2 separate regions of the Homo sapiens genome follow, and region 1 is linked to region 2. A link is a loop called in an ENCODE intact Hi-C map of the cell type or tissue named here. Cell type or tissue: endothelial cell of umbilical vein. All regions are shown on one strand. Links, peaks and the distances in the headings refer to the core of each region. The heading gives the core; the rest is flanking DNA. Region 1 overlaps NOX4 (NADPH oxidase 4). Region 2 overlaps NOX4 (NADPH oxidase 4).

Region 1 (9,243 bases), core at 3,268-5,767, 72 kb before region 2:
TAGGCTCTTCCAATTTTCCTCAAGTATCAAGGCATTACAGATGACAATAAAGGATAATCTCTAAATTTGTTTAACTATAACTTGGACTGTCATTTTGTAACTATCATTTATATTTAGTCTTATCTAGGTAATTAGTTATTATGGCAACTAGTATATTGATTCCCACGCCAAAGGAATTAGCTTTTAAATCTTAACTATTTTGATTATATTGTAGACTGGCACATTTTTGTTCGGGGTCTTTATGCATTTCTGTGGCTAAAAAATCTGAAAGAAAAGAAAACCCATGCCTCTTATTTTATTTTATTTTATTTTATTTTTTGAGACATGGTCTTTCTGTGTTGCTCAGGCTGGTCTCAAAAGTCTGGCCTCAAGTAATCCTCCCAGCTCAGCCCCTAAGTGCTGGGTTTACAGGCATGATCCAGCATGCTCAGACCCAGCTCTCCTGATTTGTTTTATTTCACTTTTTAGTTCTTCAATTTTTCACTTAAATATATGGGGTGAAAAATATTATTGAATAATTAGATCTCTCTTAGATGGAATCCAAATTCTTCTCCTCCATAATATTTACATATTTTCAATATGTTAATAAATACAATGTCCTATATAACTATGATCTTTAAGATATAAAGTTTTTTTAACTTTATATCTTTTGTTTGCCAACTTCCAATTTTGTTTGCCAACTTCCAACTTTTTATTCATTGGATTTTTAAATTTTATGTAAAAAGTAGTATTTCTCTATAGTAATTATGGACTAAGATCTTATGGTTTATTCACATTTGTTGATATTTTATGCTGTAAGCCAGTTGGCAGTAGGGATTGAGGTCATGTGATATTTACCCCATTAACGATGCCTTACATTTCTATAGCTTGTATGTATATATGTCTGCTTATATACATATAGTATATACAGAACATTTTTATGTACATGAAGTCATTTATGCTGTAAGTTGTATATATTAATGGATTTTCTTAAACTTCCAAACTGCGAGTTTATTTTTTCCCCAGTTTTGGAGATAGACCAAATACTTTTTCACATAATTTTTATCTCAGTTTTTCTGCAGGGAACTTTTTTATATTAGCCAGTGTTCACAGCTGGTATTACAAGATGAGAAAGTTGGGGGAAAGGAGGAGGAAAAAGCACTGTATTTATTTAAGAAACATTTTCAGTATAGTACTTTCTGAAACATGAAATAAATATTTTATCCTCCACTGTCATTTTAGTGAAGCATGAAAGCTGAGGAAATACTAAGAAGTAATGGATGCTTACCTTTTTTTTTCTTTGCAAGGGGTCAAAGCTCTTCCCTTTTTATACCCGTGAAGTACAGAGGAACAGGTACTATTTCTCTTTTTCAGTTAAGGAAACTTAGGGAAATGACCTATTTTACTTCAGGTACTCAAGGAAGTTGTAAATGTTGATCCTAAGCCCTTAAGACCCTAGGCTATACATTAGTCAGCTGCACAGAGATTGTGGCAGAATCAGCTACCTAATTTGCAGGGCCCACTGCAAAATGAAATGTGGGATTCTTTGATCAAAAAATTATTAAGCGTTTGGAGATAATGACAACAGAGCAGTAAACCAATAGCAGGGTCTTTCTAAAGAGCAAGGTCCGGTGCACCTGCACAGATTACAAACACATGATGTTATTCCTATCTTGTAAGCTTGGACCACCCCACCAGTAAGAGCTAGACACAATTCCTGCTGTGGTTAAGCTGCAGATGACAGTACTCTTAGCTATCAAAGGCAAGAGCCAGGAAAGAATGCAGAGGCAAGAACTCTGTTAGGCCAGAAAAACAAAGTAGGGGTGGGAGTAAAAGCTTTGGTAGGGTGGGTACCCAGATACTTAGGATTTCCTGAGGCACACTGGATCTGTAGTTTAGGAAAGCACTCTACTTCTAAATGCACCTAGCAAGTAGACTTTACTCTCTTGATAACTGTCTGTTACTTAATGTTACTGTCTGTTACTTAATAACTGTCATGTTACTACATGCCATTTGCTAAAATATAGACCTCCTTTTTGAAGGTTGAAAATGAGGTCGAATATCTGTTAAAACCAGATGACTCCCCAGTCAAGTGTTTCAACAACAATCACAACAAAAGTTGTTTATATACTTCTGGTCACTAAGTTAATCAATGAATATTTATTGAGCACTTATTATAAGTCATAAGCACTATTTTAGGCAGTAGAAAAATAGCAGTGGAGCAGGATAAACCCTTGACTTTAAGAAGTGCACATTCTGGTGGATTCTACAGAAGTTAGAGAACTGCAATAAATTTTAAAATACACAATTTGGTTTTATTGTTTGAATTAAACTCTTTTTCTTTGTACTTGAAGCAAAATAAAAATAACTGTCAGAATCAAGATATATTTTTACCATAAAGAAAAAAAATCATATTATAAAATATTAGGAAAAAAAGTAGGTTCCTAAGGGATAAGAATTTTTTTCTCCTCCTTCAAGATAGATTAAAATACCACAAATATAAAGGTCACATAAGTGACACTCATTTGTGGGATATTTTTAACATGAAATTAAAGTAGGGATGATTCTGGCATTGTCCTTTTGTCAGGTGTGGTATTTTGTAATATTTATCTTTTGCCATAAAATCATGTTTTGATTACCATAAAATCCTGTTATTACTTAGTAGGATTCATTTAATGTATTATATTATTTTATAAGACTTTGTCACAGCCGGGTATTAAAAAGAAAGAAACAAACAGAAAGCAAAACAAACAACAAAAACACCAAGATAGTATAATTATAATGCCTCTTGAGGGAAACAAGGGAAAAAAAAGAAACCTACAACTTTGAAACATGGTTGAAAGTTTGATAGCACATGTTAAGATCCTTTTGAATGCAGAAACAATTTTGAAACTCCATAAAATCCTTTATTTCTCATGATAGGAGAACACTAGACATTCCACAGATACTTCAAAATTTCTCCTTGGAACATCATATAATGAAACTTAAAACATTAATAATAAACACTTATATTTCCACATAGTCTGTGCACCTCCTTTCCTCATCCCTCACCATGTCATTATAACTTGGCAAGACTCTCTGTTTACCATTCACTAATGTCTTTTTCCCTTCTTGTTTTTTGCTTTAAAATTATTTAGCATTTGTTTATGAAAGCTACAACAATACATACAAGAATGCTGTCTTTTTGATTCCTACATGATTTGCTATATTAAAACAAATTATGTGTTTATTGTTTGCTTTTAAAATCAATTCACTAGAAATGCATTAGAGATCTATTATGTGCAAGAAAAGTATTAGAGGGATGCAGAGGTTTGGCAGTGAGTATGAATGTATAAGGGATAAATGCATAAGACATGATCCCTTCTACTTATTCAGGAATAAACCAAGTACCTTTGTGCATATGGCTTCCTCATATTGGAATGCCATTCTCCTATTCTCTAACCCCTGGAATCTCTACATCCTTCAGCTGCCTTCTTCTCTGTGAAGCCTTTCTGGAATTTTATAATCAAAGTTCATTACCCATCTCTACTCTCAAGAGGTTATCATATGTTTATATGGCATTAATAATTTTGCCCTTTTTAATTATCATTTTTGGTTCTATGTTTGATTTGACCCATTATATCTGTGCTGTGGCTATTCAATTTAAATTAAAGTGAAATAGTATTAAGAATTCAGTTCTTCACCTGTACTAGCCAAATTTAATTGCTCAATAGCCACTTTTCTCTAATAGTTACTATGTTGGTCATCAGAGACTTAGACCATTTCCACTATCACAGAAAGCTCTATTGGACAGTGCTGCTCTAGACTGTGCATGCCTTTGAAGGCAGTGACCATAATATTGAAACTAATAAGATTCCAAAATTAATAAAATAATATGTCTAAATGAGGTATATCACAGTGGCGGTGTGGGGCAAGAAGCAGGGGCAGTATTGTTTGGCAAATAGACACAGAGCTTTGTGTTATCTTAAGTGGGTTCTGTTACATTTGAGAAGATTTCATTCTACTTTAAAGAAAGGCATGCATCTAAAATAAATAAAGGTACCAGGAATTTAAAACACCATAAAAATCATATAGAACATGTGCCTCAAATTTTAATAAATGTGGCCACAGTGAAGTAAATGGATTAGGGAGATAATATCAGATTTTGTCTATCAATCCAAATATCCTTAATATCTAGTCTACATTCCTTTTCAATATTCTTTAGAAAAAGATTGTTATAATGGCCTTCAAATATAAGAATTCTAAGAAATTCTGCACTAATACCAAAGAAATGAGCACTTTTACTCTTTACTCATACAATGAAAAAGTAAGTTATTGCATTCAATTGAGCTTGAAAAATAACACATAAAAGTATTGGTTTGATAAAACATGCTCCCTCCGTTTCTAAGTCTATAGCCATATAAAGCCATCAAATTTTGCTCAATGTATACATTGGTCTTCAATTTAAAGATTGTCCATAAAGTAGTGTGGATATTTTGCAAGGGGAATAGGCCTGGTACAGAGGAAGGAGCACAGACTTTGGAATCAGACTAACTGGGCTTTCAGTCCCAGCTCTGCAGACTGACATTATTGTGTTGGGAGATACTTAAGTACTCCCAATCTAAGGCCACTAATCTTTACCATGCAAGTTTTTTTTTTTTTTTCTTTTTTAACCAGTAGGTGGCCTTTCAATACTGAGTTAAAAACCTGCCTTCCAGTGAACTTTCAGTACCTTCACCACCTAATTACAGCCAAATGACCTGGGATGTCATACTTGAGTTTTTTTTTTTTTGATGAATGATTTTATCATTGTCTGTCTTTAGATCTTATCCATATTTCTTTGGTGGCAAGAGTTACAACTAAGACAAAGTAATCTGAGCTCTCTATTCTGTTTGTTTTTTGTGTTTTTAGGCATATACCATATTGTTTTTATTACTATAGTCTTGAAATAAAGCTTGAAATCTGAAAGTAAAAAAAGAAGACAAAGTAAGGACAGTTTTAATGGGGTTTTAGGACAGAGATGGCCTATGCTATTTAGCTTGAGTGTAGCTGAACATAATACAAAGCTCTCAAAATTAAAAGGAATTTTAGAATAATACGTGCCACTTTATGTGCCAAGAACAGCACAAATGTTTGATTGGGCTGGCCTGAAGAACTTTACTGTATAGTAACAACATTCACTACTCTAAGGACCTAGAGCATGGTAGAGTTATGTCCACTTGAATGTTATGACAGGAGAAGGGATTAACGACATTTATTTGCCTGGTATTAAGACCCTAAATTATAAGCAGCCCCATTCCAACACACACACACACACACACACACACACACACACAATCTGACTTTTGTTTATTTTGAACCCCTTTTACAATGCCTACCTATTTAACCATCTGATTTGCTTTGCGTGACATAGGGGCATAGAGTGAGCTAGGTAGGTTTCTGAACCCTATGCTTTGACTATACTTAGTTAATCTCTTACCTGAATGAAAGCCTTAGGTTTCTCATCTGTGTAATATAAATAAAAACACTTACCTTGTATGATTATTTTGTTTTGAAGTTTAAATGAGAAATAGATGTTCTAAAAATTACTGATATGATACTTTCTTAGCAAGCATTAATCTTCCCCCTTCCTTACATTTCTCAGAGTTATGTTGTGAGGATTCAGTGAACTAATGTGATATATCATGAGAGGTGAAGAGCATAGAATTTGAATCAGATCTGAATTCAAATCTTGGCCCTGCTACTTATCAACTGTGTGACACTGGGGTATTATTTCATCTTTTAAAATATTTTTGTTTTTAAATTTTAAAATGGGAATAATGATCCTAGTTCATGCAGTTTTTGTGAGGATAATGTAAAATGCATATACATTTCCCTGGGCTAGACCTGGTGTTTTCCATACATTACTAAGCTATTATTAAAACACTACCCCAGTTACTATCTGTAGTCTGATTTATGTTCAGCTTCTTTGAAGATATCTTCCAAACTAGATCATGAGTTTCTGGAGTGTTAGGAGGCGGATTTGACTCTGTTGAAGTCTGAAGAACCATTGGAGTAGTGCTAAGTGCATTATGCTCATGTCTGTTCAACTTTTGGCCAGTAGAATAAATGCTTGGGGTTTTCTACCTACTTAGCTATCAGTCACTATCCTTCCGATGGCCAATAGGAGCAAAAGGTTTGGGTAAATTATTAATGTAAAGAAAGCTGAATCAAATTCCTAGGTTGTCTAAGTATAATATCCCAGCAATTGTATTGGGTGACTAGAAACTTATAAATGATTAGTGACAAAAATTTGGCTCAATTTTGTATAATATTTATCAATTTATCTCATACATAGGCTATATCTACTGTATTACTTTAAAAAAAATGTATGTTTGTGTGTGGTCTACTATGATGTCATGTAATGCATGCCCCTGACATGTACTGAATGCTCCCTAATGACTTCATGATGACTAGTTTTAAGGAAGAAAATAAAATTTAAAAAAGGAAGTGAGCATAAGCAAAGAGGGAAGAAAGGAAAGTGATCAGGATGAGGAGATGGTGAATACAACCAGAGACTGGCCTGGTCATTGCTTTCCTAACCTTCATATATGGATCTCTTAGTATCATTATACAGTTTTGTTTAAAAATATTATTTTTGTAAAAGCATCATAGCTGTTATTTATTTATTTTTGAGACGGAGTTTCGCTCTTATTGTCCAGGCTGGAGTGCAATGGTGTGATCTCAGGGTCACCGCAACCTCCGCCTCCCGGGTTCAAGCAATTCTCCTGCCTCAGCCTCCCAAGTAGCTGGGATTACAGGCATGCACCACCACACCTGGCTAATTTTGTATGTTTTTTAGTAGAGACGGGGCTTCTCCCTGTTGGTCAGGCTGGTCTCGAACTCCTGACCTCAGGCAATTAAACTACTAAAATTAAGTATTTGAGAGCATGAAAGATAATTTAAAAAGCATGTACTGTAAACCAACCAAAAACAGATAATCTTGGAAATAAATTTTTCCTTAGTATTCTTTAAAATAATAAAATATACTGCAAAATTTTCAAGCATTTCCAAATCTTACTTTGTCATGCAATACTTGCTTATGCAGCAGTGACCTTGTTGATGCTATGTACAATCTGTCATTTTATGGATTATCCCTACTAGGTAGATGTTAACCACTTCTTGACAAGAAAGGCAGGACACAGAAAGTTGAATGGTTTGTCTTGGTTTCTCACAAAATAAGAAATAATCAGAATGAGATTTTTATGGTGTGGGCTCTCCTGCCTGATTTATTATTTTGAACTTTTTATGTGGTTCTGTCTATGGAGAAATTGAAAAGTAAACAGATTTAGGGACTGATTGCTGTATATACATTGTTTTCAGACCATAGGAGAGACAAACTTCCAGTTCCAGTTATTTCTGTTTAACATTTCTCTGCAAATCAGCAAGGCTTGTTTTATCCAGGCTTGGCCAAGTTAAATATATTCCCTGTATTTTTCCCTTATGTTTGGATATCTAGCAAAATATTCCTCATTATACTGTTTATTGAAGTGAAAACTTGTATGTGATTGTATGAATGCCTAATAGTCTTGAAGTAAAGGCCATCAAATTCAATAATGCCTGGAGAGATTGCATGTATTCTTCTCTACCACATATTTATAGCATTTGTTTGGAGTGCCAAAATTTTTGTTTTAGTTCTATAGATAAGAATTTCTCAAAATTTTTTAAGATTTTTCAATTTCTCCTAAACATAATACATAAGGAACACTTTTTGGATAAATGCTGTGTAAAGTTAGCAAACAAAAACAAAAACAAAAACATTATTTTCTTTTACCGTGTCCCCTGATCTCAAATCTTTTCATTTCTCTGTTTGTTTGTTTTAAATGTAATTTTAGAGGGCTGCTGAAGTATCAAACTAATTTAGATACCCACCCTCCCGGCTGCATCAGTCTTAACCGAACCAGCTCTCAGAATATTTCCTTACCAGAGTATTTCTCAGAACATTTTCATGAACCTTTCCCTGAAGGATTTTCAAAACCGGCAGAGTTTACCCAGCACAAATTTGTGAAGATTTGTATGGAAGAGCCCAGATTCCAAGCTAATTTTCCACAGGTCAGATTAATTTTGTGTTTGATCTCCACAAAGTTTGTTTCCATTTGACTGATCAACATCACATATAAATGTGTTTTTCAAGCTATATATTCATGCATAATAGGATATTTCAGGATGTTTCAACAGTAAGTTAGTACCTATTATTCCATTACAGGTACCTGAGAGTTCAATGCAAAAGGTCTATGATATTAGAGGATATATAACATTTCTACTTAACTGACCATATGACCTTTGCATACAACAGCATTGGTGCTTGCAGCCAAGAGATGACAAATATTTTTTCCCATCATTTGAGAAAAGCTGATTGAATAATAAAAATAGTAGTTAAAAAAACCTACCACCAATACCACAAATTATTATTTTATTGTATTATATTATTATGTATAATATTGTAAATAGTAAATAGCAAAATCAATTTATTGAATGCTTAATATTATCTGCCAGGCATTGTGCTAAAATGTCCTGTATGCCTAATACAGAACACTTATTAGACATACAGAATGTTTCTTGCAATATTCGCAATGACTATTTGAAGTAATTAATATCACCCTCGATTTTCTGATAAAGAAATTGTACTTACCTTGATCAAAATCTCCAAACCAGTAAGTGGCAGAGGAAGCATGTAAACCCAGGTCTTTGACTAATATGCTTGCTCCTGGTAAACGTCCATAAGTATTCAGCGATTAGTTCAATAAGGGCCCTTATCTTCCTCTGTGCCTGTGAGAACTGCCCCCGTGCAAATTACACCTTTTATTCCTCACCTATAAAAAGTGGAAGTAGGAAATAGTGATGTCAAATGTCTCTATTGGAAGAGAAGAAAGAGAAGTCAAAAGCTAGAATGAATTTGTAGATGACTTTGGAATAGTGTATTAGTCGTGTTTATTATTATTAATAATAATCCTCTAGATCCCTATTAGCCTCTATAATTTTCAGAACTTTTCTGAGTTTCACATAATATTCACAAATATTAGGGCAGGTATGGCGACTCCCATTTTGCTCATGTGGGACCTGACACTCAAAGAGTAAGTGATTGTCTCAAAGGTGCAAGGCTGCTACATTGCAGACCTTGTCTTGTAGTGCTACTCATAACACAGTGTGGGGCTAAATGTTATTATATGCAGAAGAGGCATGGTCTGTCTGCATGAAAGAAGGAAGATTTGAAACAACTAAAGTGAGGCTTTAAAAAGTGACCAT
Region 2 (9,243 bases), core at 3,180-5,679:
AATTAGAGAGGTAGTGTCTGTGCTTTTCTGGGAAGAGGTGGATTACGTAAGTCCTCCAGACTTTATGCAAAATAAGTAAATAAAAATAAATGAAAACATTGGTTCTAGGTATGTACCTAGAAGAATTAAAAGCAGGCAATTGGACAGATATTTGTATGCCAATGCCCATAGAAGCATTATTCACAATAGCCAAAGGATGGAAACAACCCAAATATTCATCAATAGTTGAATGAACAAATTATGATATACACATACAATGCATAACTATTCAGCCTTAAAAAGGAAGGAAATTATGACACATAGTACATGGATGAACTTTGAAGATATAATGCTAAATAAATATGCCAGACACGAAAGCAAAAATATATTATGCTGTCACTTATAGGAGGTCCCTAGAGTAGTTTCATTTGCAGAGGCAGGAAGTAGAATAGTCTCTACATATGCATCCTTGCTAAAAATATTTCAAACAATTCAGATACAGTAAAATCCTCTCAGGTTGCCAAAGCCTTCGGGGAGGGGGAAGTGAGGGGTTGTTGTTCCATATTTTTTTCTAGACTATTTATTTTTGCAGGTATATTTTTGCCTCGTGCATTTTTGTACAAGAGAAACCAGAGCCCATTATTGAATAAGCGGAAGGAAGGAACAGGAAAAAGTGTCTATTTGTTTTGTTTTATATTTGCTAGCATGCATAAATTAAATCACTATTGTCTTTTTTTCTCAAGAAAATCATGTTCTTGATGAGTAAACTGGTACAATTTTGAGACTCTTAAGGAATAAAATAAGGAGTATTTCAGAAGGACTAATATTTGTACAGCATTCAGCATGCTAAATTTTGTATCTATAAAGATAACAGAAAATTATTCCCTACCACTACCACCATCAGAACTAATTAATACCAAGAGGCCAGATTATTAACGTTAGAATCTGTTATATATATTTCTGTGTATGTATGTGTGTGTGTATTCATTTTCTTATAGATATTGACTATGATAAGCTAGGTTGTGTTAAATTCTAGAATCAAGTATGTTAGAATAGGAGAAAATCTGAGTATACCCACAGAATTGTAATAAGTCTATTCCTTTTTCTGTCCTCTCAGTTTTGGCAAGAGAACAGACCTGACTATGTCAACATCCAGCTGTACCTCAGTCAAACAGATGGGATACAGGTATGTGGTTGATGTTATCGTAAATTAAACAAGCCTCTTGATAATAGATTTACTGTAGGAGCTGTGGTGGAAGAAAATTCCTGCAGGTGGTTCGAACAGAAGTTTCCTAGAGGAAAGCCTCCTTTGGAATATGTCCAGGAAAGTCATAGCTTGTCCTTGAAGTCAACCACATTATGCCTTCCATTTGTCCTTCTCACAGGGAGCTTTTGAGTCTGCCCCTCCCCTCTTCACTATCGCCTCAAGTTCTTCTAAAATTCAGACTACACATGAACAGCCTTATGATTTCTTTTTATTGAGGGAATGTTTTATGTGGAGAGAGAAGATGAGTTCGTATACAGTTAAGCTTATTTCTAGACAAAGAAAACTAAAAAATAATGATAGCCATCATGCATTATTTATTTACTGTTCTAGGAACTATGCTAATAATTTCACATATATTAGTTTATGTAATTAAAACAGAGTCAAGCAGTAAATGTTATTCCCATTTTGCAAGTGATGAAACTAATATTTGAAGACAACATTGAAGAGCTGGACTGGTGTATAAATCTAGGCATGAATGCATTCACAAATTTTATTTTAGTACTTTTTGTCATACATTTTCACAATACTTGGAATACAACATTTGAATGTTTTCAGTTACCTCAAAACTAATCTAACTCTAAGTTTTCCAGTCGTATTTCTACCCTACTTGGTATGTAAATAGTATTTCATTTTACCAGTCTCACGAAGTAAGTCAATATCACTTTTCCTCCTGGTATTGCGATAATTAAGGTATGAAGCATAATTTGCATCTGGTTCTCAGTTTGCCTGCCTGGGACTCAGATACTTCCTCCTTTCTCCGCAGTTCACTCTGACTCTTCACATTGATTTAGATCTAATGCTCTGTTAATTGCAAACAGGAGCCTGTTCACAGCCATTTGTTGATAGACCCAATTTTGGAGTTTTGCTGTCTTGAGCTGTCTTGTCTAGGATTATTTCCCCAAATTTACGATGACAATTTGTAGTATTTTACTTATATAATGAGCCAAATATGACAACTGTATTTGTGGTGCCAAAATACTTCAATGTTGAAGTCTATGTGCTGAGCCTTTTTGAGATTGACCAATTAGAATTCATTCTTTGTCTTACACTGCAGTTCTTTAAAGATGAAACAACTAACTGAAGTCTAAGAAAATTAGCCATTTGTCAGAATGGCATTCAAGGAGATTAGTTCTAACAATTGATTCATTTAAAAATCAAATTTTTCTACCTTTTTACCAGAATAGATTTTGTTTGTTTGTTTAAAAACAAACAAATGGAATTCAAGGAGATAATGAATTTTAAAAGAAAGAAGAAAGGAAATGATATTTTGAAATAATTGTACGTGATAGGTTGCCATTTGATACTTACATTCTTTATATCACAGCAATTTGGTGGGAAGCCGCAGCACCAGCAGAAATGATGTTAGAGAACTGGTTTACTTAACTAAATATCGAATAATGTAGTGCTTTCTTTTTGGCAGAAGATAATTGGAGAAAAATATCATGCACTGAATTCAAGACTGTTTATAGGACGTCCTCGGTGGAAACTTTTGTTTGATGAAATAGCAAAATATAACAGAGGGTAAGTACTATACCTCAAAAATTTGATATGTGGCTAATAAAATAATTAAAATATTTTCAAATAATTACATGAAGTTTGAAAATGAATTGGCAATGAGTTTACCAATGACAAATTCACTGAAACACTCTTTCACTATCAAAGGAAGAAGTAAGGCAGGTATCGTCCTACATTTTTGTAATTCCAAATAATTAAAGTTTGGCTTAGAAATAGTCTACAGTGTATTTATGAGCTAAACTCTCCTATCTGATTATAAATTTGTATAGGCCTATATTAAAAATGGGTATTCGCTCCCACAGCATATATCAGGTGATCCTAGGAAAAGTTTTCAAAATCATGTTTCCAAACAAAGAATTTTACAATTAGTTCTAACAATGAATTCATTTAAAAATCACATTTTTTGTACCTTTTTTTACCAGAATGAATGTTTTTTGTTTGTTTTTCAAAAAACTCTCTGCATTGTAATATGCAGTCTTTAAACCTAGAATATTTCCAAAAATATTATTTAGAAACTATAATTTTATAAAGAATCTTGTTCTTATGGACTACGTGTCTATGATCTGAAGAAATTACTAAGAAGGAAAGCTTCCATTTCAGGGCACAGACCAGCCAGCCCATTTGTCTTTTGTAAATTTATCATAGTGCAGAGCACTGATCTATAAGAATTCTAAGAAGATTTTGAAAACTATATAACCACTCACGTATTTTTAGGTTTACATCTAAATAGTTTCATCATAAGTTTACACAGTTGTAAAAGATGTGATTTCTAACATATTGCAGATATTGACATTTTGTAATTAACATAATTTCTTTAAACATATCCACTGGAATATAAATACAGCTAGATGATACTGTCATTTATTACAAAAATACATAAACTCTTCTTTTAGCAGTTGGATGTTTTACATCATTCTTTTTCTTTCATTTAAGTTGTATTTCTGTCCCATTAACCCATATAATTTTATTAAAATTCAATTTATTTTTACATTTGAACTAATCATATTTTTATTGCTAACCTAATCCTAATCATACTTCTGCAAAAAGAATGAACATAAATTAAATATTTCATTTTAAAATTGCCTGTAATCATAAGACTCTAGTGTTAATTTTTACTTCTGGCTTGAGTTATCATTTCAATTACTTTATATAGTTGAACACTTCATAATTTTTAAAATATATTTTTATAAACATCAAAAGGATATTTGATTATAAATGTACAGGCCAGCTTATTAAATGGATATTTTTTAAAAAATCCAATTTAGGAAATCATGGATGAATATTATTTATTGAAGAAATCACTGATTCAAGATGATCCCTATCTCTACCTTCAAAGATTTTGTTTTAGAAGTTACAGAATGGAGGCTGGGAAGCAAAATTTATGAAGGAATAACGTTACCCATGTGATTCAGATTACAGTCATGTTTAAAACACTTTTGTAGTATTACCCTTCCCTTGATGAAGTAGTTTTGGGATGAAGATGTAAGCATGATTTACAAAGCAGAACTTTTTTGTAATATTCAGAGTTGAAATTTAGAAAAAAATGATTTCAACCCACTTTTGGCTATCTTCCTTTCCCATCTTTCTCCAGTATCACCCATCTTAGATGTGATAATCTTGTCATACTCATCTGTCTCTTGCTATGCATTGCAGACATGTTCCTCTTTAGTGCCATTTACTGACTTCTGACAAGAATTTTTTTGTTGATTTTCACTGTATATTGCTGAAAACTGATAGTTCTTTGGCTGAATTCAGAAACCAAATCCCTAAAGAGCAGATTATTTACAGGGAAATAGATTGAGGCTGTTGGTTCCTACAGTTAGTTCTCAAGAAGTCTCATTTGTTAGGCTGTTTGTGTTTTAGAGCGATTTGTGTGTGTGTGTATATATTTGGTAGTTTGTTCTTTTTCTGGAAACAATGGAAAACTGGTTTAAGAAGAGCAAATGTGCACCATCTGCTGTTGACATTTTGTACAACACTTTGACTTTGTGTATTGGTTCTCAGGCAGGTGCCTGAAATGTGTTTACATTTTCTGAAGGATTTTTATGTAGCATACTTAGGAAAAGAATGGATCAACATTCTTCAGGTCTCATTAACTGGACAAAGGCACTGTGTAAATGGATGGTTTCATTTACAATGTAGCATTTTGATTAACCTCATGCACACAAATTGCTGAAAACATATAGAGATAACAGTAGGGAAGACAGGCATATAAGTTAAGATTTTAAAATATCATGGGTTGGGCAACAGTTTTTATCTTTCAGAAAGTGATTACTTATTAAACCAGTAGGCATTAGGTTAGTATACTATGTAGAATACAAATTTAAATTGCATTAAACCCTTCTGGCCCAGAGGTAATGACTGGTAACTCTTCGTTATGTATTCTTACAGAAGCTTTTGTAAGTTTGTGTGAGAGTGTGTATGTGTACTTATGAAAGTATATGTAAACATATGTTTGTATGTGTGTGTGTGTGATATATATTTAAAATCAAAACCTTAGTTTTTTAACAAAAATTGAATCTATGACAAGTAATTCTTCAGCTTACTTTGTTGTTTTTGTTGTTTTATTTTTTTCTTGGCTTTGCTAGGAAGAACGAGCTAACTTTTTAATGATGTGCTTCTTTTGATCATGGACAATTTCTGTATAATTGTACCTCAAAGTATTCTAGAGTATGAATAACATGACTCCTACTACCCTAATTCTTTATATTTAGATAACTTATATTTCTTTACAGTTAAAAATAGTGCTGTGGTAATTATCTTTGTACATACTTTCTCATGTGAGAGTATTGCAGTAGATTAAGATCTTTGAGTTGGAATTGCTGGCTCAACAGGTATACACATTTAGGTACTGCTCTACAAAAACTAAAAGTCAGAATTAATTTACTTTCCACATGTGTGTGACAGTCATTCCTTTCTTTTGTTGCTTTTTTTAAATTCAGAAATTGAATTATATGATGGTATTATATGATCATGGAAAGTGAAGGAGCTTTGGGAGTCAACCTGCCTTCATTTTTATTTTACAAATGAAGAAGCTAGGACCTCAAAATATAATGATTTATCAAAAGCCATGGTTAATGAGCCAGAATGCAGATATGAACACAAGTCTCCTGACTGCAAGTTCATTGTGCTTTACAGCAGGGCATAGTCAGCTTGTCACAGATAAAGAGTGGCAATCTTATTTTACCATGTTCCCCTTAGATGGGAGGTAGGGAGGTGCTGCAAGAAATTCCCATGTTTACTATGAATGCTGTAGCAGAATGTTAACTGTAACACTAAAAGAATTAATAACTAATTATTTTGAAATAGAGATATTCTAAATATTACATTGTAAACCATTTAGTATTTAATAAACTATTAGAAAATTATTTATTATATCTAACCCAAACTTGGTTTCCTATTGTTTGTAATTAAAATGTATATCCTGTTTTGAGCTGTGAAGTTTATTCATGATGCAAAGAGAGAAAGAAAATTTGAACTTTGTTTGGCTTTTTGAGTAGAGAATTACTACTCTGGGATTGGGTGAAATCTTTGAGATTATATCTTTATTTTACTGCCTTGTAGTGTTTTCAAACAATACAATTTAAGAATAACTAGGTTTAGTCTCTCACATTTACTCCTGTGACCCTGAGTCAAGTGACTTCTCCTGGATCTGTAATACAACGAGTGAATAAGCTCTCCGGGGTGATTAAGTTCTCATTATGTAAGATCCTGCGTTTACAAATCTACATGAAAAAGCAAGTATGAACATTTATAGAACTAGTTTCTAATGTCTACCCCCAAACCACATTTTCTTAGTACCCGAATCTACCTCCACTCATTCCATCAAAGGTCTAGTAGACAGGTCTCCAGATAATTGTTGGATTGCAGCATTCTAATGCAAATTTAGTACAAATGAATTGCAAAGATTCCTTGTAGAATTCGAAAAAGAAAAAAAAAAAAGTAAGATTTCATTAAGTTAGTGAGAGTGACATTAGGGAATCCTCAAATCGCACACACACGGAGAGGATATCAGAGAGTTAAGCTAGTTAATAATTGCAAAAGAAAATGTTAAAGAAACACAAAAATCATAACATCCTGTGTGATTTAAAAATAATGATTTTTATTATTATTTATTTTATAATTAATACTTGATTTTATTATCAAGTATTTAACAAGGGCCTTTAGGAAATCTGAAAGACTTGCCAAACTAACTCTATAATTGCCCTGTCAAAGCCAAGCAAGAAAATAATGGTATCTTATTGCCATCATATGGCGTTGACAGAAAGTTTATACAAAGAAATAAAATGACTCAATTCTCTTTTCATTTTAATGGAAGCTACATTATGTTTCAATAGTAATTTAAATTTTATTAAGTATAACATCATTTATTTTCATATATTTTTATTTCTTTTGCTCACTTTGGGTTTAATTAGCTTTTTTTAATTTTTACTAGTTTCTTAAAATGGAAACATAGGTCATTGATTTCAGACTGTTTTTCTTAATAAAAGTGTTTAATGCTATACATTTTCCTCTAAACACCACTTTTGCTAAAACTTATACATTTTGATTTGTTTTCATTTTCATCTCGTTCAAATATTTTTTATTTTTTATGTTTTTTCTTTGACCCATGGGTTATTTTAAAATGTTGTCTAATTTCCAAAAATGAGGAAATTTTCCAGATATCTTTTTGTTCTTAATTTCTAGTTCAATTGGGATTTGATCTAAAAATGAACTCCTTGTGATTCTAATCCCTTAAAATGTATTGACACCTGTTTTATTGCCCAGGATATGTTCAATCTTGGTGAATGTTCCATATGCACTTAAAAAGAATTTGTATTCCATTATTGTTAGATAGAACATTCTACAAATGCCAATTAGTTCCAATAGGTTGATAGTGATGTTCAAGTTTTCAATATGCTTACTGAATTTCTGTCTGCTTGTATTAATTACTCAGAGTATTGAAATAATTAACTATAATTATGAATTTATCTGTCTTTACAGTTCCATCAGTGTTTGCTTTATGTTGAAGCTTTTTATTTTCAGTGTTTAAATCATTTACATTTAATTTAATGAAAATACAGTTGGCTTTAAATCTAGCAGTTCACCATTGCTTTGTACTTATCTATTTGTTCTTTCTTTGTTTTATTTTCTTTTTTTACCTTGATTTGGGTTGAATTTTTTTTTATAATTCCACTTTTTTCTCTAATGTTAGCCATGCCTCTGTATTTTTTTTTTTTTTTCTTTTTAGTAATTGCTTTAGGTTGTTGGTTCCTGAACTGGATTCCTTGGACCAGCATCAATTGGAATCTTGTTAGAAAAGCAAATTCTTGAGCCCTATCCAAGATCTGCCAAATCAGAAACTAGGGATGGGGAGACCTAGCTATTTGTGTTCTATGAAGTCTCTAAAATGATTCTGATGAAGCCAAAATTAAAGAAACATTGTTCTAAGTTTACAGTATACATCATTAGCTTATCACAGCCTATTTTATTTTTTATGTTTATGTTTATGTTTATTTTTTAGAGACAGAGTATTGCTCTGTTGCTCAGGCCAGAGTGCAGTGACATGATCTAGACTCACTGCAACCTTGAATTCCTGGGCTCAAGAGCTCTTCCCACCTCAGTTTCCTGAGTAGCTGGAACTACAGTTGCATACCACCATGCTTAGCTAATTTTTAAAATTTTTTGTAGGAATGGGATCTCACTCTGTTGGCCAGGCTGGTACTTTGAATAATATTGTAACACTTCATGTACTTCCATTTCTTCCATCCGTTTTGCTATTTTTGCATTCATCTTACATATACATATGTTATAGTTCTCATTATTAGTATTTTTTGTTTTAGACATCTAGCATATATTAAAAATATTAGAAATTAGACAAAATAAATATTTTATATTTACTGACAGATTTTACTATTTTGGTGTCCTTCTTTCCTTTGGTTGATTCAAATTTCTATCTAATTTTATTTTCCTACTTCTTGAGTAGTTTTCTTTAGTGTCCTTTATAGTGCTGGTTTGCTGACAATTCTTTCAGGTTTTGTTTGTATACAGTTTTTATTCCATCTTCATTTCTGAAAAAATATTTTTGTTTGGCATCAAATTTGCTTGTTATATAATAGTTGATGTCTTGATTTATATTTTAGTACTTTGAAGATATCACTTCATTGCCTTCTGACTTGCATAGTTTATGACAAAAAGTTCACTTTCATTCTTATATTTCATTCTTATATTTTCTGTTGATGATTTGTAATGTGTCTTTTCTCCCAGTCTGTTTGGTTTTATGTTTTTCTTTTTGTCACTCGTTTTTAGTATTTTATTATCAATTGCCTAGGTATAGTTTCCTTTGTGTTTATTCTCCTTGAGATTTAATGAGATCTTTTATTTTTTTTTTTTCTTCTCCCTTGGTCTTCTCTCATGTTGGACTGCAGTTACATGTATTTTTGACTAGTTGTTTTGACTAGTTGGTATTGTCCCACAGGCCACTTATGCTCTGTTCTTTTTTT

What was found. A loop is a pair of places that touch in the nucleus more often than their neighbours do. Peaks named below come from ENCODE experiments on the same cell type or tissue, not always from the same donor. Only the 100,000 strongest peaks of a DNase experiment are listed, where the experiment ranks them.
Region 1: it touches region 2 in a loop (10-fold over the local background); 10 of 110 quality-filtered maps call a loop at or near these places.

What each region holds. Positions count from the first base shown.
Region 1 is chr11:89,401,132-89,410,374 of GRCh38, reverse strand. NOX4 (NADPH oxidase 4) reads left to right here. Exons shown (of 18, transcript NM_016931.5): 9 at 7,833-8,049. Among named protein-coding and RNA genes, the nearest start is that of NOX4, 86 kb to the left of the region's middle. In endothelial cell of umbilical vein, for the core only: no CTCF peak of the experiment used is centred there; a DNase peak (open chromatin) is centred at 4,634.
Region 2 is chr11:89,329,369-89,338,611 of GRCh38, reverse strand. It overlaps NOX4 (NADPH oxidase 4), which reads left to right. Exons shown (of 18, transcript NM_016931.5): 16 at 1,097-1,165; 17 at 2,667-2,767. Among named protein-coding and RNA genes, the nearest start is that of TYR, 160 kb to the right of the region's middle. In endothelial cell of umbilical vein, for the core only: a CTCF peak has its summit at 4,718 (motif pointing left); a DNase peak (open chromatin) is centred at 4,711; H3K27ac peaks cover 511 bases.